Regions from separate parts of the Homo sapiens genome. Here regions 2 and 3 are each linked to region 1. The links are chromatin loops, found by intact Hi-C in ENCODE. Cell type or tissue: heart left ventricle. All regions are shown on one strand. Region 1 has its middle 37 kb from the start of CDKN2AIP. Region 2 overlaps WWC2 (WW and C2 domain containing 2). Region 3 overlaps WWC2 (WW and C2 domain containing 2).

Evidence for each region. A loop is a pair of places that touch in the nucleus more often than their neighbours do. Peaks named below come from ENCODE experiments on the same cell type or tissue, not always from the same donor. Only the 100,000 strongest peaks of a DNase experiment are listed, where the experiment ranks them.
Region 2: it touches region 1 in a loop (3-fold over the local background); 12 of 110 quality-filtered maps call a loop at or near these places.
Region 3: a loop joins it to region 1, with 2.7 times the contacts of the local background. A loop is called at or near these places in 5 of 110 quality-filtered maps.

Annotation. Positions count from the first base shown.
Region 1 is chr4:183,403,471-183,411,470 of GRCh38, forward strand. No RefSeq gene overlaps it. Among named protein-coding and RNA genes, the nearest start is that of CDKN2AIP, 37 kb to the right of the region's middle. RefSeq lists enhancers at 3,924-4,103, 4,340-5,178. In heart left ventricle, a CTCF peak has its summit at 3,797 (motif pointing left); a DNase peak (open chromatin) is centred at 3,771; H3K4me3 peaks cover 892 bases; H3K27ac peaks cover 241 bases.
Region 2 is chr4:183,281,273-183,289,272 of GRCh38, forward strand. WWC2 (WW and C2 domain containing 2) reads left to right here. Exons shown (of 23, transcript NM_024949.6): 18 at 1,436-1,634; 19 at 2,954-3,118; 20 at 4,695-4,787. Among named protein-coding and RNA genes, the nearest start is that of CLDN22, 35 kb to the right of the region's middle. In heart left ventricle, no CTCF peak of the experiment used is centred here; no DNase peak of the experiment used is centred here.
Region 3 is chr4:183,310,550-183,318,549 of GRCh38, forward strand. It overlaps WWC2 (WW and C2 domain containing 2), which reads left to right. Exons shown (of 23, transcript NM_024949.6): 22 at 1,792-1,919; 23 at 5,114-8,000. The coding sequence ends at 5,180. CLDN22 (claudin 22) reads right to left here. Exons shown (of 1, transcript NM_001111319.3): 1 at 7,551-8,000. Among named protein-coding and RNA genes, the nearest start is that of CLDN22, 5.7 kb to the right of the region's middle. In heart left ventricle, no CTCF peak of the experiment used is centred here; no DNase peak of the experiment used is centred here.

The DNA.
Region 1 (8,000 bases):
CACCCACCTCGGCCTCCCAAGGTACAGGAATTACAGGCATGAGCCACTGCACCCGGCTGAATTTCCATTACTTTTGAAACACAATAAAATAACTAGAAAGAGAAGCTTAAAATCAGCCCAGTACTAAGAATGTACCCATGAGGACGACAGAGGCAGCAGGATGTCGAAACTGTGCTTGGGAAGCAGGCAGCTGGGCGGGCGCTCAGACACGCTGACTCAGGAGCTCAGTCTGCCCCTCATCGCTCTTCCCTTCACTCAGAGAATTCTCTTGCCCCCAAATGCAAGTGTCAGACTGCTGAAAAACTCCTTGAAGTTCAGGCATTTCGTCTTTCTACCCTCCTGTCCACCCTCCTGGCAGAGGCAATGAATCAAATTTCTAACAGCCTCTCTTTCCTCTGCAAGCTTGGCCACGTCCAAAGGGAAGTCATCTTAAAGCTGGGATGGAGAAAGAAAAGAAGGTATAAGCCATGCTCAGAACCTTCTGGGCTCAACTCTAGTGTGTGTTCCCACCCAGCCCCAGCCTGAGAAGGCTTAGACTGAGAAAAGCCAACCAGATCATAGAAAAGCCCTCGGGGACAGGGACCAAGGCCCTTGGCCCTCAGCCTAGCTTGAGCTCCCAGCCAACAGCCAACTCTGATTTTCCAGCCATGTGCAAGACCCATCCTGTAAATGGATCCTCCAGCCCCCAGTGCAGCTGCCCTGGGGCCCAGTCAATGCCATGTGGAGCTCATATGAGCTTTCCCTCTGTGTCCCAGCTGCAGATCTGATGATCTGCTATTTCAGTGAAGCTTTGGGATGGCTTGCTACTCCGCAACAGATAACCGTAACACCAGGGTTCCAGCATTCCCTGAGGCAGCTCAGAGGGATGCTGACCACTCAGCACGCCTCAGGAAGGGGCCACTGGCCAGCCTCGCACAGGCAAGACGATACAAGCCTGTGAGATGGCATCCAAACGGCAAGCCCAGCGCTGAACACCTTTTACACACCTTTCATGCTTTCCAGCCCCCTCTCCCACTACTCCTCACCCGTATCCTTGGATCTTGGGAACCTGCTCAGTATTTGGGAGACTTGACCACGGTTGCTGTAACTTAGTAAATATAAATGGGGAGTAGGAGCCCCAGTCACCTTTTCTCCCAAGTCCAAGCCCATTACCCCCGCTGCCGTGGGGCCTTTTGCGGGCTCCCTTCCACACCTAGCATGTTGCTTTGTGGAAAATGGATTCACAATGGGAACAAGGGGAGTTTGGGGTCTAGGAGGAAATCCAAGGGATGTGATTGCTGCAGGAGCCCAGGCAGGAAGGAGTTCAAGGAGATCAGGACCATTAATATCACGTAGAATAGAGAGGCCATGAGAGAAAAGAGACTAAAGCATCTAGATATGGGAGAATGGACATGAGTTCCAAGAGCAGAAGGGACAGAAACTAACTTGGGGTGGCTTAGAGTGAGTAGGAGGGAGGAGGTAGAGCCGGTGGGTGCTCGCAGGCAAGCCCATCCTAAAGCTTGTGGAGAAGGGAAGGGAAAAGGTATGAAGCAGACAAGGGGGAGGTGGAGGGCTAGGGAAGATCTCTAGTTTCTAGGATAGTTTGGTTTTTAAGAATGAAGTTGCTGGCCAGGTGCGGTGGCTCACGCCTGTAATCCCAGCACTTTGGGAGGCTGAGGCGGGCGGATCACAAGGTCAGGAGTTTGAGACCAGCCTGGCCAACATAGTGAAACCCCGTCTCTACTAAAAATAGAAAAAATTAGCTGGGCGTGGTGGCGGGCGCCTGTAATCCCAGCTACTTGGGAGACTGAGGCAGGAGAATCGCTTGAACCGGGGAGGCGGAGGTTGCAGTGAGCCGAGATTGTGCCATTGCACTCCAGCCTGGGCAAAGGGCGAGACTTTGTCTCAAAAAAAAAAAAAAAAAAAAAGAATGAAGTTGCTAAGCAAGTTTATTCAAGAGAACAGCTGAGAGGAGGGGCTGACCCTAAGGCCTGGTCCCTGGACCGTCTCCTGGTCCAGAATGCAGGAGCTGTCCCTGAGCAACCGTGGACATGCTGGGGGCTGAAGGGACCCACGGGGTGCAGGGAGCCAAGCAAGGAAGGAAGTGCCTAATCAAAGGACTGTGTTAGCGCCTTCCGTGCCCGCGTGCAGGAGGGGCTGTGGGGCAGCAAGCCTTCGCCAGGCCACGGGCCTGGAAGCAACATGTGCCTGCAGCTGAGCTCTAACTCTTAACTCAGATGGTCTTCTACAGACCAATAAAAATAGCATTTTCCAAAAACAGGTTGATTACCCCTTATCTAGAATGCCTTGGGCGAGAAGTGTTTTGAATTTTGGATGTTTTTTGGATTTTTAAATATTTGCATATACATAATGAGATATCTTGGGGATGGGATCAAAGTCTAATTCATTTATGTTTCATATACACCTTATACACATCATCTGAGGGTAATTTTATAAAATATTTTAAAATAATTTTATGTAGGCCAGGCACGATGGCTCATACCTGTAATCCCAGAACTTTGGGAGGAAGAGGTGGGAGGATCACTTGTATCCAGGAGGTGGAGGTTGCAGTGAGCCAAGATCGCACTACTGCACTTCATCCTGGGCAACAGAGCGAGACTCTGTCTCAAAAAATAAAATAAAGGCCGGGCGCGGTGGCTCACGCCTGTAATCCCAGCACTCTGGGAGGCCGAGGTGGGCAGATCACGAGGTCAGGAGATTGAGACCATCCTGGCTAACACGGTGAAACCCCGTCTCTACTAAAAAATATAAAAAATTAGCCAGGTGTGGTGGCGGGCGCCTGTAGTTCCAGCTACTCGGGAGGCTGAGGCAGGAGAATGGCGTGAACCCAGGAGGGGCAGCTTGCAGTGAGCCGAGATCGCACCACTGCAGTCCAGCCTGGGCGACAGAGTGAGACTCCATCTCAAAAAAATAAATAAATAAATAAATAAAATAAAAATAAAGGGTAGCTTTTGGCTACCCAGGGCACACTGCCTATGGGGTAGCCCTGCTCCTCAAGGGGCAGTTAAAAAAATAAAAAGGAGGCCGGGCGCGGTGGCTCACGCCTGTAATCCCAGCACTTTGTGAGGCCGAGGCGGGTGGATCACGAGGTCAGGAGATCGAGACCATCCTGGCTAACGCGGTGAAACCCCGTCTCTACTAAAAAAACACAAAAAAATTAGCCGGGCGTGGTTGCGGGCGCCTGTAGTCCCAGCTACTCGGGAGGCTGAGGCAGGAGAATGGCGTGAACCCGGGAGGCGGAGCTTGCAGTGAGACGAGATCGCACCACTGCAGTCCAGCCTGGGCGACAGAGCGAGACTCGCAAGGACAGAAAACCAAACACCGCATGTTCTCACTTATAGGTGGGAATTGAACAATGAGAACACTTGGACACAGGAAGGGGGACATCACACACCGGGGACTGGCGAGGGGTGGGGGGAGGGGGGAGGGGGAGGGACAGCATTAGGAGATATACCTAATGTAAATGAGGAGTTAATGGGTGCAGCACACCAACATGCCACATGTATACATATGTAACAAACCTGCACGTTGTGCACATGTACCGTAGAACTTAAAGTATAATAATAATAAATAAAAAAGAAAAAAAAAAAGATGTGCTCTATTCTTTCTTTATGTAAAAGAGAGCAAACCTGGCCTATCCACGCTGCAAGTGGTTGTGGAGGGGCTGGCCCGCGCCCCTTCCGCGCAGTCTCCTTCCGCGTCACCTCTGTGACCGCTGTGCCCAGTCGGGCCCCACAGAAGCGGCAAGCGACGTCCTCAACCGCAATCTCGGCTCCTCGGGCGCCACCCAGTGGCCTCGGGGCGGAATCGCGGGCGAGCTCGGAGGGGCTCGGGGTGGCGGGGCGCAGCGCGGCGCCTGTAAAACAACCCTTTGTCTTCAGAAGGCGCTTGTCCTGCCAAAGCAAAGCACCGTGCTTTACAGCTACTGGAAGAGCAGTCCTGAGAAACAAAGCCCCGATTTTTTATAGCCACCGGGGAAACCAGAGCCCACTTCCTTCCTCCAGGACCAGGGCTTTATTGATGCGGATCATCTTGTTTCAGGGCTGACCTGCTGCCATCCCTCCAAGAGAGACAGGAGAAAGATTGAAGCTCTCTCAGGGAATTCATCAAAGGTTTTTCTGTTCAGGTTACCAAACTGTTACAAAGAACTCTCTTATGGATCTCTTTCTCTTTCTTTTCTTTTCTTTTTCTCTTTCCTTTCTTTCTTTTCGTTCTTCCTTTCTTTTCCTCTTGCTTTCTCTTTTTCTTTCTTCTTGCTTTCTCTTTTTCTTTCTTCCTTCTCTTTCTTGCTTTCTCTCTTTTTTCTTTCTTCCTTCTTTCTTTCTTCTTTCTCCTCTTCCTTCTTTCCTTTCCTTCCTTCCTTTCTTTCTTTTCTTTCATTCTTTCCTTCCTTCCTTTCCTCTTTCTTTCTCTTTCTTCTTTCTTCCTCTCCTTTTTTTCTTTCTTTTCTTCTTTCTCTTCTTCCTTCTTTCCCTTCCTTCCTCTCTCTCTTTCTCTTTCTTTCCTTCCTGCCTTTTTCCTTCCTTCCCTTTCCTTCCTTTCTTTTTCTTTCTTTCTTTCATTTTTTTCTCTCCCTTTCTTTTCTTTTCTTTTTTTTTTTGAGTTTTTAAATAACACTGAGCGTGATCTGCCCTTCCCTGCACAGCTGAGAGGAAGAGACTTGGGGGTACGTGATGAGTGACACCTTTAGTGCCCTTCTGTGCCCTCCTGTCAGGGAGGGAAACAGCTTCTGCCTCTGGGGGGGAGATGCCAGGAAGCTCAGCACGGGACCAAAGGGGGCCCAGGTGAGGAGGGTGTTTGGGGCGGGGAGCCAGTAGGCACCATGGGCCCTGGTCTTCTTCAGGCCTCGGTGCCCACCGTCCCCCACTCCCCCAGACAGCCATGCATCCAGGTGCTGTGACCAAGTGAGGCGATACAGTGGGTGCTAGACCATGAATTCAATTTCTCCTAAAGGAATTCAGGAGAAACCATGTCAGAATAAAGGTTTCACCAAATTCAAGAATGAAAACTCCGAACCAATTATTAGCCAAAGACGATGATGCAGGGAAGGTGGCCTTCCCAAGCAGGGGGGTTGCGTTGAAAGTTCTGCTGTGAGCGATCAAGTTACTTAACCCTCTGAGGCTCAACCTCCTCTGCTAAATGGGGATGTCAATGACACCCACTTCATAAGACTGTTGTGAGTTTTTATTGAGGTGATATACATTTAACGGTGATCAATTTTACTCATAGACTTGAGTATTAAAAAAAGTGCCACATTCAGAATGTTCCCAAATCATATTAAATCAGCTTGCCTGTATGGTGAGAAATTCAATCCGTTGAATTTGAGGTGTCCTTCTTGTCTCTAGGATCACATGAGAGTCGTTGGTAACCCTGTCGTGTCCAGAAAGCCAGTGCTGGGCCTTTAGCTCTAGTCCATCAGGGTAATGCCAAACCCCGGCCCAGCCCAGTCCCTAAGACTGACAGCCATGGAGGGCAGGGCCAGGCCTCCCAGGGCCCCCTCCCAACCAAGCCCTCTGGGTTACTTCCTCCTTCCTGAGGGGGCTGAGTGTGGGCTGGTGGGGCAGGGCTTGTCTTTATTACTAGCAGAATACACACACACACACGCACACACACGGACACACACGCACGCACACATCTATTCCGCTGCCAGCCTTAGGAGCTGTCTCCAAGACTCTGGCACTCTGCACCCTCCACCTCTTGCCCTCCAAGGGCTCTGTCTTGTGCCCTGAAGGAGAGATTTCACACAATCCCCAACATGAGGCTGGAGAGCCCAGTACTTGGGATGGCAAAGGAGAAACAAAGACAACAGCAAGAACGACAACGTGGAAAACACAGATTAATTCCTCAGTGAATCACCCTGTAAAACCATAGCACATGTACAAGGCAAATCCTCAGTAACTGGGAATTGTCATCGATGTAAGAGGCTGGATTGGGGACACATAAACTATTGTCATTAGTGCTGTATTATTGCTGTGCTGCGGCCTACTCAGCTGTTCCTTTTGTTGTATGGACCTACCTGCCCATTGGTGCCCTACTGGTCTGGATGTAGGCTCTGGATAGCAGAGAGCAGCTTGCTCAGAGCTCACTCAGGGGACCTGCCTAAGCCTTTGCTATGTGAGTTTCTGCTGTGTGTGTGTGTGTGTGTGTGTGTGTGTGTGTTTTCAATATCTACAGAGATAAATCAGTTCAAACAAACTGTGCTGTGTAAGTGACCTGCCCTTGGTGAGCCCTCACTGCAGATTTGATCTTTCAACCACAGGAGAGAGAACTGTACTCCAGGGGAGAGAATTGCATCGGGTCAGGAGGTCTGGGCTGTCCTTCAGCCCTCGGTGGCTCTGTGCTCGGCCTCTGCACTGGGACCTTGACGTTCACTATCTTGGGTTTTTCTCCTCTGATGGGAGATGGGGTGGAGGCAGGGGATCCCACCTTCCCTGCCTACCTCCCTGGGATCAAAAGAGGTCACAGGATATTCAGTGGACACATTCTGAAAAACACTTGTCAGACGAGGTAATTATATTTCAGATAATAACGTGAGCAGGGAAATGCCAATGCCTGAAATTCCCTACGTCACAAAATAGCTTCGTGCTAGCCTGATACCCAGGCGCGACAGAAACTCAGAGCCCATGCCTCTTTCTGGCCTCAAGCTTGCATTCTTCCATGGGGAGTGACCGGGCCAACCATCTCTGTCATCTACTCCCAGCCTCCTGCCACTTGCCGAGAGTGGGGGCTGTGGAACCATCCCTTGGGGCCTCTCGACCTGTCTCTATCCCACCTTCCTTCTCTTCCATACCACCCCACTGGCTTCCTGGACCTCCTGCTTGGGGCAGCCCTGGCCCCTCCTCACTGATCACTGCCACAGGGGAGAGAGGGCTGAGCCTCGCAGAGAAAAAGCTGGCGTTTCATGAACGTGTGGCATGAGCTGCATCGTCTCATCAGTGCTTGTACAACCCTCTGACTTGGCCTTTTCATTTTTACAGATGAGGAAACTGAGGCTCAGTAACATGTTCAGCTTATGCCCAAGTTCACACAGCTGAGAAGACACAGAACAAGACCCTGCGCCTTCATCCCTGGACCCTATCTCTGCAGTGCCAGAGGGGCTCCGAAGCCCGGGTCTCCACCCCATTCTCTGCCTCTCCTAAAGGGACTGATTCCCAGCTTGGCCACAGAGTGTGGGCAAAACAGAACTGGCCCCACTCAGTCACCTCTGAAGAGCTTTCCCAGCCCAAGAGGAAGACACCCAGCTAAGCAGACCAGCTGCCTGCAGAGGCTTTGGGGAGACGGTGGCCCCAGGAGGGGTTCCCATTGATTCTATTTCAATAAGGGAAATGTAATAAGTATTTTTTGTCCCAATGGTCAAAAAATGACAACAAATTTAGTTTAAAGATCTTAATTGTGGTCGGGCATGGTGGCCCATGCCTGTAATCCCAGCACTTTGGGAGGCCGAGGCAGGCAGATCACTTGAGGTCAGGAGTTCGTGACCAGCTTAGCCAACATGTTGAAACCATGTCTATTAAAAATACAAAAAAATAGCCGGGTGTGGTGGCGTGCATGTGTAATCCCAGCTACTCAAGAGGCTGAGGCAGGAGAATCGCTTGAACCTGGGAAGCAGAGGTTGCAGTGAGCCGAGATCGTGTCACTGCACTCCACCCTGGGCAACAGAACGAGACTCTGTCTCCAAAAAAAAAAAAAAAAAAAAGAAAACCTTAATTGATTATTTATTTGTGATTCCAGAATCAGGCAGCCCCTGTACTGGAATAGGTTCAAAGCACTGTGGCCAGACAGCACGGTGGTCAGGCAGTAGCAGAGGATAGAAAATGGAAGGGCAGCCTAGCGCTGAATGGTTGCAGCTGGGCATTTGCCTAAGTTGACTCAGTTGACCACCCATGGTTGACTGAAGCTCAGCTGCTGTAATGAGTGGAGGCTCAGCTGTTAGTTACAGAAGTATGCTCCTACGTTAGGTTTTCAGTTAGTTTCTGAACTAAGCCAGGCGGCAGTTTGTT
Region 2 (8,000 bases), 120 kb before region 1:
TAGTAAGACAAAGCAGGTATTTAAAAAACAACTTCTGAGTACTCATTTCTCTGTTACCACTCTTACCTTCTTTTTCTGTGTCCTTCCCTGTATCCATACCCAATCCTTTAAAAAGGGGAGGCAGAGGGGGAAGTTATTACAGTTATTGTCCAGGTTCATTTATATATAAAGAGCTCTCCTTCCTGGATTGTACTGTTTCTCTTAAAACAAATTTTAGTGAATATTTCACTTTTTAAGTATATATGTGAAATCATTTGAGTTAATTTTTAATATATAGTTGTTTATACTGTTATGTTTGGTTGAACTACTGTTAATACATGTGCATATACATATATAGCATGCATTTGTATGTGTGTATATAGAAAACTTTTTAGAAACTTAGAGTGACACGATATATCATAAATAACGCAGTCATGGACATTTGGAAGGAAGAGCTTCTACTGTGATGTAAAAAGATATAGATATACTTTGTCCTTATAAAAAGTCCTTCATAGTGAATAAAAATCACAGCACTGCAAAACAAATAAATACGAGAGTGATTATAAGGTTCATTATAGTATCTTTAAATAGTAATTCTCATATATGTAAAATACAAGTTGTTTCACACATATTTCCAAACAGTACTCTTAATATGTAAACAAAGGAATTTATAACTCATAGTAGTCATTAATGGTTCCCCTTGTGTTCACTTCATGGCTAGACATTTATTAACTAGTCTGTGCCAGTTTGTCATTATGTCACCAATCAAATTAAAGCTGAACATTTAGTTATCAATGGAAAGAATGTCTGCATTCGGAGAACATGAAACTCAACAAAGTATGAGATGTTCTAAACCATCCTAGTACTCCTGCTTTATATATTCCATATAAGCTGTATTTATATTCTGGAGCACCACTTATACCACTTATAATGCCACTTCAGCCCATGCCAGGGCTTTTGTTAAAAATGAGCCTTCTGCTAGTTCAGAAGAAAAACTTCCTTAACGTAGGATTCTCCCTGCTCGACTGTGAGTACACTCAATAAAATGAGGATTTAAAATCCTTATTTCTGTATTCACTGTCATATGATTAATTTTACAATAAATGAACAACGAATACCAAGTTATTTTATAGTGAGTGTCAATATTTTTAAATGCTAACATTAAACTCTATAATGTGATTTTCAGAATATGTCTATTTTGATATCTAGAAGTTAGGTTAAATTTCATGAGTTTAACTTTTTAGTACCACATTATGGTGATTTTGCTGCAGGTTACTAGAGGGTGAAGAGAGGATTTTTTTAAATGAGACATTTAGTTAAAAACCCCAGCCAAAGAAATGGCTTGGCTCATTGTGTGAGTCTGTTTATTTCCCAGATAACAACTTAGCATGCCCAGGTTGCGTGTTCATGGAGCATGCCTGCCTACCAAAAGTGTTTTGTTTTTGTTTTACCATAGGCTAACAATGCTAAGAGAGGCCTCTGATGAAATTGTGGCTGAAAAAGAGGCTGAAGTTAAATTGCCAGAGGACAGTAGCTGTACAGAAGATTTAAGTTCATGCACTAGTGTGCCTGAGATGAATGAAGACGGGAACAGGAAAGAAAGCAACTGTGCCAAAGACCTCAGAAGTCAGCCACCTACTAGAATACCAACACTGGTGACTATTCCGCTGTGCTGTCTTAAAACTGATACCTTACAGGCACCATGTGGACTAGGGAGATGCTTGTTTGTCTCCTTAGGTGTAAATTCCATGTCAGGATTTTGTGCCAAAAGCTGATCGTGAAAGGCATATGTGGGAATAGGCTCTAAGAAGCATCATAAATGCTTTAACGTTTTAAAATGGGCCCAAGATATTCTCCACTTATATTTGGAGAATATATAAGAAGAGAAATAGTGCTAGTTACTTTAAATCTATAAATATTCTGTGAATATTAAAAGTATTTTCTGAATTCCTAGGAGAACAACAGGGTGTCTTGTGTCAAGTTCCGTATATGTAGTAAGTTTTATTTCCATTTCAAACATGAAGTAAACATTTAAAGTTCATTTTGGTTAGGCGATGCCCTGATTAGAAAAGTGACAGGTGACTTAGTTTAGGCACAAGTGCCAACCAAGTTATTAAACAGGTAACTTTGCTAGTTAAGTGAGAGATGTATTGAGACTGTCAACCCCATATGGGGAAAATATTTTCAAGCTTCATGGATGCTCACACACTGGGGATATTGGTAGTAGAGTTTAGAAAATTATAATTTTGTATTCCTGAGAAAATAATATTATGCCCTGAGAACTTCCTTTCTCAAAGGAGCAAACTTTCATCAAGAGGCAGGTTTGGAATCAAATTATACCTATAAGATAAAAAATAGACATCTGCCTATGCCTACTGAGTTTGTATTTTGAGAAACTTCCATTTTTACTTAGGTTTTATTTTTGTTACATTTCTAAAGATCCAGTAAAAATACAACTCAGCTTCACAACAGTTATGTTTATACATGTATAATTGCATATTCTATTTAAACCTACAAGTTTGTGGTATATTTCATTTTCTTATATTTAATTATCTTTATCATTTATTTGGAAAACAATGTAATCAGAAAGTTGAATAAAGTTTAATGATGATATGTACCCAAATAGGATTCTTTATAGAATCACTTTAAATCTAAACCTTCATTTTTATGTTCAACCCTTTGGAGGCAGCACCTCTATTTATGGTGCTTGTTGGACAGATATCACACGGCCTGCTGTGCAGAACTTCCTAAGAACTTAGTACAAAACCATTCTTGGTAGAAAACTGAAGAACAATTCTCCCCAGAAGTACTTCAGAAGTACTATAGTCTGTAATGCAAAGCCTTTCTCTTAGGAGTGGCCATAGTGCTCCATGAGTCTCTGTTGTAACATTAGATATTTTTTCTTTCTTAGAAGAAAGGAGCATAATGTTTACACATCTTTCAGCTCCTGACAAATTGTTAACTTCTCTTATAGGTTGACAAAGAGACAAACACTGATGAAGCCGCTAATGACAATATGGCAGTTCGCCCCAAAGAGCGCAGCAGCCTGAGCTCTAGACAGCATCCGTTTGTGAGGAGCAGTGTGATAGTGCGCTCACAGACCTTTTCTCCAGGAGAGCGGAACCAGTACATCTGCAGGGTAAGGTGGCAGTGCTCGTGGTGAGGCGCTGGGACTGCAGCTTCTTCCCTGCTGGTAGGGAGTGGCCTGCAAAGGACAAGAGACTGTGCACTGGGAGTCCACATGACAACGACAAATGCTAGAAATGCTGTAAAACAGATGTAGAATATCACGTGCTTATGGTCCCTTTTAGTTTGTTTGTTTTTCCATCAAATTTAATGCCTCCTTGGTTCCAATGTGATTTATTTGGCAAGTAAGCGAAGTTTAAGGATCTGAGTGCTGAGTATTTGTACGTTATTTGGACTTCGGTCTGTATTTAGAAACATAAAGTGGTTTTTTGAGATACATGTGGTCTGTATATTTCTGTTCTATATCATATGTCCTTCAAACCATGTTTGTCTTGTTGAACTGAGAACTGTGAATTGCATTTTAGATTAAAAATCCTCTTTTAATAATGCTTATAAACACTGAATCACATCCATAGTTCTGTGAAGAAAATTATGAGATTTGTATCAGTTTGCCAAATTCTACTTCTAGAAGTATTTCTGATTTATCTAGTAAGATAGACATAATATTATAAACTGGGTTAGAAATACTTTTTAAATTCTAAATTTATTCATTCAGTTCAACACATTTTTATTAAGCACCTGCTTTTAAGCATTTTCTTAAATACTTGGGATTCATCTAGAAACAAGAGACCCAGAGCCCTGCCATTGTAGAGTTTACATTCCTGTGAATCGAGCCAGACCACAAGCAGTAAATAAGATGAACAAGCTATGAAGTATCTTGGAAGGGGATCAATGCTATGGACAACAGTAGTGCAGGGGGTTGGGGGTGATACGCAGGATTCAGAGCAGGCTGCATTTCAGTAAAGATTTGAAGCAGATGAGACAGTGAGTGTGGGCTATCTGGGCCGAGAGCGTTCTAGATAGCACAGACTGTGTCTCAACTCTGACCTTGAGCTCTGCTTCATGCAGACCTTTCTTTAAAGAAACAAATATCATGTATTAGCTAAAAATACAAAGGATAATTTCATTTCAAAAAATATATAAGTACCTTAAACATATGATTTTTAATAGCCACTACCAAAAGGCAGCTATTCAGATTATTTGCAGGCACAGTGGCTCATGACTGTAATCCCAACACTTTGGGAGCCCGAGGAGAGCGAAACACCTGAGGTCAGAAGTTCGAGGCCAGCCTGGCCAACATGGTGAAACCCCATCCTACTAAAAATAGAAAAATTAGCTGGGCATGGTGGCGTGCGCCTGTAATCCGAGTTACTACAGAGGCTGAGGCAGGAGAATTGTGTGAACCCAGGTGGCAGAGGTTGCAATGAGCCGAGATCACGCCACTGCACTCCAGCCTGGGTGACAGAGTGAGACTCTGTCTCAAAAAAAAAATACATAAATAAGTAATTTAGGAAAATGAAGTTATTTAACAAAATAGAACAGGAAAAACTTGTTTGAGGGGATTTTCTTAAAGAAATAAACTCTTAACTATGACTACCTGCTTTACTTGGTAAATGTCTCAATCCCAAACTTCCACTTGCACTCTGTTTGATATGCAGTGATTTTTTTTTTAAATCTTTTGTTGCCAGTTAAATCGGAGTGACAGTGACAGTTCAACCCTGGCTAAAAAATCACTGTTTGTGAGAAACTCCACCGAACGCCGCAGTTTGAGGGTCAAAAGGGTATGTATTCCCTCAGCCACGTCCCACTGTCCCTGGACCAGTCCAGAATTGTCACTTGTGCAGCACAAACTCCAGAACTACAGAATGAATGTCAGTGCTCCATGCGCTTGGCCTACTGAATGCAGCCACTGGGATACACAGAGACGCAGATGCCATGGCCACTATGGAGATGGGGGGGTGTGAGGGCATTTATTCATCATTGGTGTGGAACCTGTGATGGTTAAGGCTGGAAATGCGGTTTCAGTATCTCTGGAGAAGGGGCCTTCTGAGCCTGCAGGGGTATCAGACGATGGTAGAACACATTTCTGATGACTCTGCATACCATGTCCAGGTCTTGAGCGATTGTGGGAAGGGGTGTAAGACCTGGTACCTTTTCTGAAGGACACACATTCTGGTAAAGGAGGAACACACAGTTTTTGTAGCTTGCTTACACAGATATCTTTAGAAGGTTAAAACTCATGTGGGTGGGCAGCTCGGGTGGCATTTTCCTGGAGGTCATGGGTCTCTGCATGAGCCTTAAGGATAAGTCTAAGAGAATAAATGAATTAACAGGTTGGTCTGTTCAAGTAGTTCAGAAATTCCTGTTTACTTGCTAACAGCTGAAATACTAAAGGAAAATATTTGTTTACTGTGATCATTTTGGCTTAAAATGTGTGGTTCGGTGACTACAGAGCACCACATGTGCTGAGCTCTGTTGACGGCGAACTCACACCCTCAGGAGTCCATGGTCTAGAGGAGGACACAACACACACAGGACTGTCACAACTGTGCCGGGTATGACAGGGAATTAGCCCATCTGATTGAGAGTCAGAAGGGCTCAGTTGACAGCAGTTGGGGGGTCTCCACACTTGAATACAATTTCAAAAAGAAAATGGTAGCTTTGGGGCAGGGTGGGGGTGTGATGGATACTGGGCGCTGTGGGTAGGTGGCGTAAAATGATACGGGAGCAGGGACACACGGCATGAGGAGTGTCAGGTTCTGCCAGCAGCTTTGGCACTGTGGACGGGAGGATCAGGCATGATGGCTGGGAAGGTAAATCAGAAGCATTGTCATCACCAGGGCCACTCTGGTCTCATTCTGCCATGTGCAGAGTAAGAGATGCCTGGCCAGGCAGCAGTGGGCGCCCCTGGTTTAACTTCCTTGTTACTTGAAAGGCATAAAAGAATATTTTGTTTTTCTAAAGGCAGATGAGATGTGCTAGCATTTATTCAGCATTCGTCATTTTCAGGAAATTCTGAAATGTTGATTTTTCAGGTTACCAAACTTTATGCCTTAAAAGCACCTAAATTTTTATCATCTTGAATGAAAAGTCTTCTCAACTCCTTTCTAAGTCACCTGCCTTCTTAAGCAGCTCATACTCTCAGGGGATAGTTTCACTCTTCAGATAAATATTAACCAAAAGTGTTTATGAATCGAGTGGAGTTGAGAAACGGTTAGGTTACTGATAAACTTAGTTATTAGGACTACTTGAAACAGACAAAGGTTAATCCTGAAGCATATGTAGGAGATGGTTTTAAATGGTTTTTAAAAGTAGACAGATATGGTTTGATAGGAACAAGTGGAGAATGGTATTCTGCTTTAGGAATTACAGCATAAGCAAGGTATAGAGGTGTATGAGGACAAAAGTATCTGCAAAGATGAGGAAAAGGTTCATCTGAATAGAAGAACAAAGCGCCAAGTGTGTGAGTGATGAGGTTAGAGGGGTACCGACCGGCAGAGGTGTGCTGCACCCTCCTCACGCTGGCTCACAAGAGCCAATTGTGCTCGTCTCTTGCCAGTTAAATCGGAGTGACAGTGACATCACAGTCATAGCTTGAAAATGGTGATGGTAGGAGTATTTACCACATAGAAACTGGCCAACCCTACAAGTCAGTGCTTTCTTCTCTCCCAGAGAGAGCCAGTTATTAAACATTTACCAGCAGACTCTTGTATGTGGAGTCCTTAGGCTCTGTGTGCATGACAGCTAGGAAAGATTTCTGATTCCAAAAAGTAAGTAATACAGTCAAAGATAATGTGTGTCTAGATGATTCTTACTGTGTAATGCATTTGTAGAGAGGAGAGGGTACAGGTTGAATAAAGGGAACCTAATAAGAAGAATGTTACAGAAGACCATGCAGTATGTACTGGATGTGGAGGAAGAACAGGAGGACACAATAAGAGTGATTCTGACTTGGGCTAAGGCTCTGAAATCAGCATAGGGACAGACAGGCCCCCTCCCTTCCATCTGGCATGAGCACTACCATTATTTTAGATCTTCAAACTGGAGTACTTGTCAAATTTGAGTCCCTCCTCGCTCATATCAAATAGTAACAGTTCTTATTAGTGATCACTTATTTTGCATTCTGTCTGCCAATAATCTAGGCAAGAAATACCTCCGTGTTCCCCTCTGCTGGTAGAGTCTCACCTCTCACCCAGCCTTGTTTAAAATCCCTTCCTCAAGTGCATGTGCCCTGACCCTGAGTGATCCATCCCCTTCCCTGACTTCCTGTGCACTTCTGCACTCACTCACAGCTTCCTCTCGCTTAAGGCCTCATGTCATTCTGCAGCCGAAGTTTTCAAGGGCAGAGATTGTGTCTTCTCTTCCTAGTACTTTGCCTGCACAGCCCCAGCAGACATTTATTCATATATGTTCAATAATTATTGCTTGATGAATAGGTTAAGATTGCCCCTGGGAAGAGCCATGGTGATTCAGTGGTGAAAGTAAGTAGCACACAATGGGAAATCAAGGAAGGCAACTCAGTTTAAGCATTCTGATTGGAGGAGATAGTCAAAACTTAGCAACACTGTCCAGCTGTATTCAGGCTGACTGTCATGGACATGGTAGGAGTTATGTGTCCTGAAATGGAGGAAACAGAAATGTCTTGCAATGTATTTATTTATTACACTAGGCGGGCTTCATGCAATCAGTTGGTCAGGCTAAGTAAGCCAGGCTGTACTATGGTAACAACTTTAAAAATCTCTGTGGTATAAAACAATAAAGGTTTATTTCTTGCCTAGCTACTGGTTCACTGCAGGTTGGCAGGAGGTCCTGCTCCATGTTGCTCTTACCCAGGGCCCATGCTGATGGAGCCTCCCTCTGTGGTTCTTTGCTCTCCCTCCAGCAGGGGACAGAAATGTGCACCTCTCACACTGGCCTTGACAGCCTTCTGCCAGAAGTAAGGCATGTCTCTCCCACTCACCTGCCATGGGCCAGAGCGAGTTGCTCCTGCCCCT
Region 3 (8,000 bases), 93 kb before region 1:
TGTAGTGCAGCGGTGATCATAGCTCACTGCAGCCTTAAACTCCCAGGCTCAAGTGATCCTTTCACCTCAGCCTCCTGAGTAGTTGGGACCACAGGCACATGCCACCACACCTAGCTAATTTTTTTTTTTTTTTTTCATAGAGAGAGTGTCTCTCTATGTTGTCCAGGCTGGTCTCAAACTCCTGGCCTTGAGCAATCTTCCCACCTTGGCCTCCCAGCCTGGACTTCATCTGTTTTGTTCACAACTATAACCCTGCCTCCTAGTACAGAGCCTGGCATATTGTAAAAAAAAAAAAAAAAAAAGCAACAGTAATAGCTTCATTCTGAAATAGTATATTCAGTGATGTGTTGGGTACTGCTCTGAGTACTTTACATATATATGTACTCATTTAAACTTCACAACTTTGAAATAAGTACTTATTCCCAGTGTACAAATGGAGAAACTAAGACACCAGAAGGTCAAGCAACTTGCCCAGATTTACATCGCTAGTAAGTGGTAGAAATGGAATTTGACCCCAGGTTGTATGACCTGAATGTTTGCTCTTCACCAACTTATACCACCTTTCCTTAAAAGACAGTCCACAAATATTTATTGATTGGGTGAATGAATATGAGTGAAATAATGAAATGAAAAGACAACTTTTAATATAGTATCATTAGTACATTTTTATTTTAAAATGTGTCCATGCACAGTACCCAAATGTTCATTATTACTAACAGATGATAAATTGTAGTAAAGTCATACAGTGGAATACTATATAGCAGTGAGGAAAGTGAGTTACAACTACATATAACAGCGTGTATGATTCTCGTGAGCATAATGTTGAGCAAAAGAAGCCACACCCTAAAGAGTCTCTGTTTACTGTTCCATCTATACCAAGGACAAAAGAGGCACATTAGAAGTCAGAATGCTGGGAACCCTCGGGGCAGAGCGGGAAGGGCAGGAGTGTTCTCCCCTTCCTCCGGTGCTGGTTACATGGGTGTGTTCAATTTGTAAAAGTTTTTTGAGCTATACACGTATGTGTGCAGGTTTTTTTTTTTTTTTTTTTGAGACGGAGTCTCACTCTGTCGCCCAGGCTGGTGTTCAGTGGCGCGATCTCGGCTCACTGCAAGCTCCACCTCCCAGGTTCAAGCCATTCTGCCTCAGCTTCCTGAGTAGCTGGGACTACAGGTGCCCACCACCACACCCGGCTAATTTTTTTATATTTTTAGTAGAGACGGGGTTTCACCGTGTTAGCCAGGATGGTCTCGATCTCCTGACCTCGTGATCCGCCTGCCTCGGCCTCCCAAAGTGCTGGGATTACAGGAGTGAGCCACCGCACCCGGCATGTGCAGGTTTTTTGATTGGTAAATTCTACGTTAAATAAACAGCTTTTTAAATGACTAAGTTAGATAAAAAGGGTCAAAAAGATAAATAAGATGTTGAAAGTGTATTTGCCCAAAACATTCTTTAACTGTAGATATTTTTTGGAAACAGTGCTATGAGTAATTTTCCGTTTCATTTTTGAGAGTTCTTAGGTTTTCAGATGTAGTAAAATTGTCACATATTGCCTGTGTAATTAGATTTCTAAAATGTGATTAAAATGAACTTACCCCAAAATCAACATATGCACAGCATGAGTTGGTCATGTGGGTGTTGGCTCCTGATGGGTGATAAAAAGGACACCAGCCCACTGGCTGCCTTGCTTGCCCTCCTGACTTTAGTCCACAATCTTTGAAGCTTCATAGGATGTCTCCAGGGATTTCTAATCAGTGTTTTGTGTGTTTCTTACATTTTTATTCCCTTTTCCAGGCTGAACAGTCCAAAGAAGAGCAGAAGCAAGGTCTGAATGCAGAGAAGTTGATGAGGCAAGTCTCCAAGGACGTGTGTCGGCTCCGGGAGCAGAGCCAGAAGGTGCCTCGGCAGGTGCAGTCCTTCAGGTGAATAGCCCCATCCAGGACAGCTTTTGGGTTGCCCTCACGGGGTCTGATTGTGTAGGAATTCACCTCAGTGCAGTGAAAGTTAATATGAGGATCCGAGACAGAAGTCCTCTGTTCTCTACCTTGAATATATAATTTTCCATTTGCACCTGAGGTGATAAATGTGACTGGCAGAGTTAAAGGCTGATGAAAGCCTAACTCCCCACAAGAACCCAGGGTGTCCCCAGCTCTTAGTAGCTGTTAGCACATCTCACTGGGCTATCTTGACACAGGATACAAAGGTACAGAAAACTCAGACATCTTTGGGATTTTGTTCGCTCATTTTACAGACATTCCTTGGGCAGCCCCAGAAACCTTACACCTTGTCAGGCTCTGAGATGTGGAGGCTAAGAACATGTGCATTCGTTCTGCTCTTCTGGGGGGCTCTAGGCTGTGGCAGGGATAGGCGGGTAACCAGGTCATTGCAGTGCATGTGGAAGGAGCTAACTAAAGGGATAGGTAGGGACCTGTGAGAGATGTGGGAGGAGCCTCAGTCAGTATGGGGCAGGTGCTGGGGCTGCGGGCACCAGCAGAGGAGATTATAAGAGAACCCATCATGGAAGGATGGCTGCAAGCTCCTTAGGCACCTAGGGGTGGCAGTTTTGAGTGGGACATTGAGGCGGGAAGAACAGCATGGACAGAGGCACAGACCTTAGAAGTCAGTGCCAAGCTCTGGCGCATGGGGAGTTGCCAGCTGGTGAGCCTGCCCAGGAGAACTGGGCTCAAGTTGCACAGGCCTTGGAAGCTGTGCAGAAGGCTTCCACCCGTGGTCTCTGACGGGCGGCCAGCAGGGCTCTCCGTGCACAAAACCAAATGATGGGGATGGGTTTTATGTAGGGCAGATATCAGAGGCATTGTGGAGAGTGGGCTGGGGAGAAGCGGGTAAGGGTGGCCAGTTAGGTTCATGGGAGGTTTGTGGGGGGCAGTGGCTGCCCTGTGGTGCCAGCGCTCGAGATGGAGAATGCTGGGGAGCAGGGGTGTGGGGAGGATGCTGACCTCTGCCATGGCACACCAGGCAATGCCAGCAGGCTAGTGAGATAACCATGACCAGTAGACAAGTGGAAATAAAAATCTAAAGCCAGGGTTAGGGGTCAGGATGGAGATTAAAAAATGGGAGTGCTCATCTTCAATGCATTGGTCTCATCTGTGGAAATGGGCCAGACATCCCAGAAAATGTGAGGTGACTGGGAAAGGAGGCTGGTGGGCACCAATCACTGAAGGGCTCGCCCCAAAAGAGATGCTAGAAAGAATGGCTGGAGAGGTCAGAGGAGAACCAGGAGCCTGGGGCAAGAGGGTGGGAAGAGGAGATTGATGGAGAGAACTGAAAAGTACATCCGGGATCCCTGGTGAGCACACTAGATGGTTTCAGCCCCGACGGAGGGAGCTCAGCAAAAAGGTTTGTTCCTATTGCGTTTTTATTTGGTTTTGGTTGAGGTTTTGTATAGACGAGTCTTTGGAAAGTGTTTAGGCATAAAGGGGAGAAGCCCAGAAGAAGCGAGTGTTTTTGAAGTGTGGGGAAGCTAGGTCACGTGGTGGAGCAGGGACAGCTATGGCAGGCTGAGGTCTGGTACCAAGCGGGAGGGCAGGGCCACGGACCGTGTGGCAGCAGCAGTGTGCCTTAGTGGGCTCACAGCTCTTTCATTTTTCTGCAACACCCTGCAGTAGAGAGGTTTTTCCACCCTCTTTTCTGCTAAAGAATCACATTTGTGACTTTCAGGGACTACCACTACTTGGGTTTTAGAACTGCAGGTGAGGGGAGCCCATCCATGTCCCTGGTGCTGTGGTCACTTAGAGAATAAGCAGCATTGTCTAGCGTGGAAAGTCACACAACTCGCAGTTGTTGCCGAAACCTGAAGCAAAGAATCCACGAACATTCCCAGCTTCCCTTAAGATACGAAGCATATTATATCACCAGGGAAGTGACGAGAATGATGAGATGGACCAGGGTGAGACAGAACATGCTGGAAGCGTGGGATTTGCACGGCTACCGTTGCCTGGCCTGGGGTGGTGAGATCAGGCAGCGGTGGGGCCTGGGCCGTTCTGCCCGGCACCACCCCAGCTGCTTGTTTCACCTGGAATCAGGAGCCCGATGGTCCCTGGCCTTCTAATTTTTCAAGAGAAGTTAGAAATCAACAGTTTTCTGTGAAATATCTCAAATGCAGGTGCCGGCAACTACTTCAGGTATTTTTAAACACCCCAGTTAGCAGCTGCGCCTTAAGGCCTCCGCTGACATCACACCTACACTCGTGGCATTTTTTGTTCTTGTTTTCCTCTTATGAATTGAACAAATTTAAAGGACACTGTTCACAGCAGTAGCTCGTTCCAGTGTCCATAGTGTTCTCACTCCTCCTTTTCTTCTCTATCCTTTCTTAGTCTTCAGAACATCCCCACCTCAGCTCTGGTTTCTAACCCGCACCTCCTCCCCCATCTGGACTGTTCTTTCGCAAGGGAGAACCAGTGCTTGATTCTTCAGCTACCAGCATGCCCCTTGCATGTAATATGCCCTCAAGAAATACGTGCTGACGGCATAAATGCCATGTACAGTGTGAAGTTCTGTAGGGAAATAGACGCACTGTTTGTCTTTTTTTTAAGCACTCTCCTCACCTGAAAACCGCTCTGCCCTGTCTCAGCCTCTCCGCTGCTTCGGGACCAGGGCAGTTACTACCTTGCAGATAGTTCCTCCTTCTCCTTTCATTTGCGTCGTGGTGTCGCTCATCAGGTTGTCCCTGCCCCGGCATGGTATCGATGTAAAGACTTTTCCTGTTATTGTGTGCTTTTCTGTGAGGTTACTGAGAAGTTTCCAGGTAGGATTTTGGGCCTTTTGAGTCTTCTGCTACCTAGTTCGGAAACACCCATCCTAGACCAAACCCCTACTAGTTTAAAAACTGTCTTCTGTTGGAAGTTCCCTGAAGGGAACTTACGGGCTTGGTCTGTAGGTGACTTCCGTGATCCAGAGCTGCTGTTCTCCTTGATACCCCCCCTTTAAGCAGGCAGAGGCTCTCCTGATTTTAAATGGAGTTCTGCGTAAGGAAAAGAGCTTCTACCTGTGCTTGCAGAGACATCACTGCCACTGCAGGTCTTGGGGACTGTTTTAATGGTCCCAGAGTATTTTTAGCATCATATATAAGTCAATTTATTTCTCACCCCAACTCTAGGGAGAAGATTGCCTACTTCACCAGAGCAAAGATAAGCATCCCATCCCTGCCAGCTGATGATGTGTGATTACATGACTTAAGAAATTATTTTTTCATCTGTTCACTTTCTTAGGGAGGGTAAAAGACTGAAGATTTGTGTTTTTGTTTTGGTGTTTGGTTTTTTTTGGTAACGTAACTGTCAACTCTTGAAGAACTTTTATTTCACATCAGATTTTCAACACATTAATTTGTAAAGTACCTTGAGTGTAATTTTTATATGCTTAAAAAAGAAAAAATCATATAAGAAAGATGGGATAACCTGGTACACAAATGTTGCCCAGTATGTGCGCATTGCCAGTGGACTTCATTTTGTAAAAATGGAATAGAGGCAGTACCCCACATGTGTACTGTTGAGCCGGCTGTTGAGAAACAACTTGGTTCAGCCGGTGGTTTTGCTTCTCCTTTGTGTTCCTGTGAGTAGGCTGTGCCGATGGCAGCAGCGCCACGTGGTATCTGTGCGCTGGCGAGGAGAGGAGCGCTTTCCATTTGGAGGCAGTGTGAGCACACGCTGGAGTGCAGCGTTCCAAAGTCCGCCCGAAATGGATGCTGCGTCCACGGCCATCACCTGTGCGGGAACACCTGGTTTCCTTAAGACAATTTCCTTTTTGTCCTTTTATATTTTTCTAAAGAAAACTAAGATATAAACTACCAAGTGCTCTTAAGAATAAAAATAAGAATAAGAATACAAAGGAGCACTACTCTTGGCTACACGAAAGATCTTGGGATTCATGACACTGAGGGCAGGGAGAAGAAAGAACACCAGCCACGCAGAGATACAAATAAGCTCATCAAATGAGCAGCTGGTTTGTCTCACTCAGCCTGAATTTGCATTAAGTGTTCAAAAGTGAGTTTCTGGCTTGCACTAGTGTTTTGCCCTAAATCTAAGGATGGTGCCTAGTGGTGGCCCTGTGTTCTGAGGACAGAGAGAGCTGGAGGGGTGGAGGGAAATGCATCGGCACTCATTTGGTGTAACCAAGAAGAGGGGGAAAGATGTCTTGATAGAATCAAAGTTGCCAAAAACAAAGAAGAGTTTATCAAGCAGATTTCTAACATTTAGTAGAAACTACTTCATAGCTCTCATTTTTAGGGGGTTCTATCTATAATTTATGGTAAATAGTTGGGAGGCAAAGGGAAGAATGTGTGTGGGGGGATTATTAATTTGAAGTATAAGCTAAATTGTTTATTAAAAAGCCTATTTTGGATGAACAAGTTTAGAGAGATAAACTGACTAATGTGTCCTCCAGTTTAGAATTTCACCTTACCCGACCCAGGCACTTCTTAAAAACACAGATCCTCAGTGCAGCTCTGCCAGCATCAAGGCTTTTAAAATATGTAGTATTTAGGCCATTTAAACCATACTTATTACTCAATAACCCAAGAAACAATTTTGGGTTAGCCATCTAATATAGCAAATAAAATAGATTTTTTAAAGAAATCCAAAATTGTCTTAAAGGAATGGACCCCTTGAAGAAAAAAAAAAAAAGTTTTGTTCCTCAGTTAGAATGCTCACTAGCTCACTAGCAAGAATTTTTATTTTCTTGAAAGCAATTATATATATTTTGGAAAGTTCATGTTATTGGAATTGAAGTTCAAATTAAGCAACTTCTGAGCCTAGAACTTTAATTACTTTTTCCTAAATGTCCCAACACTTACATACAAATTTCTTTGAAGACATAACTGGACATGGCAGACACTGCTTTGAACAAAAACCAGCCTAGTGAATTGACTGAGTACAGTCCTTTAAGGCTGCCCAGTTCATTCTATTAGATGACTAAGGAAAACTAGAAAAAGAATACAGTTCACCCTTGTCAAGGTCAAATGTGAAAGACAGAAGTTTATTTAATGTAGAGGTAAATGAAGGTGAGCTGTTTTCAGCATCTTAGTTTGACCATGAAAATGTCTATAGAATTATGTGTAGTTGTTCCGTACGATTTTATTTTCTTCATTTATTTATTTACAGTCTTATTTATGTTCTGTTTAATATATAGTTTGATTCTGGCCATTTTAAATATTTGACACAGAAGAGACTATATTGGAATATTTACAGCTTTATAAGTCTTTCATCAGATTAGCTGTTGACTTTTTGTAATACAAAAAGTTTCAGACAAGTATTAAAGAATAAAATCTGTCTCAGGCTGGTAGTTAGCAGTTGTGACCAAGATGCTTTTGGTTGTTGTATTTCACAAAATTTCCTCATTTCTAACATGAGAGATGAACTTATTTTAATATAATCCTTTTTCTACACTTTAAAAGTCAGCAATAGTGTTATGTATTTATAGGCAGCTTTTAATAATCTTGTCATATTTGTACTAACCCAAATGATTCACAGTGACAAAACATTTTAATAACTTGATCACAAAACCATATGGACAAATATGAATTTTAATATTATAAATACTATTTTTAAAAGGTAGAATTTATTCGCACAGGGTAAAAAGAATGTAATATTTAGTTCTCAAGTTTGAATTATCAGTATATTATTACAATTTTGTATATCAGAATCTTAAGTGTTACAGGTACAAAAAGAATATTGCTAGCCAAATGAACAAAGTTTAGCTAAATCTCTGTAGCATGCAAATCAAATAAATTAAAATTTTTTGCTATTGCTTTATCTATATTGTCTTAAATATCAAAAGCTCAGGACTGAACTTAATATTTAATCAGGTTAAATTCTGAACATGTTTCTGTTTTAATTTGTCTTGTTTGTAAACGTATGCAAATACATCACATAGATTAACTGGTTTCTGCACTTTCCATGTGTTTGTGGGTGGAAAAAAATTCAGTGGTTTTTTTTAAAAAAAAAAGCAAAAACAAAGCTACATATTGCCTAATACTCTATTTCAGTGTC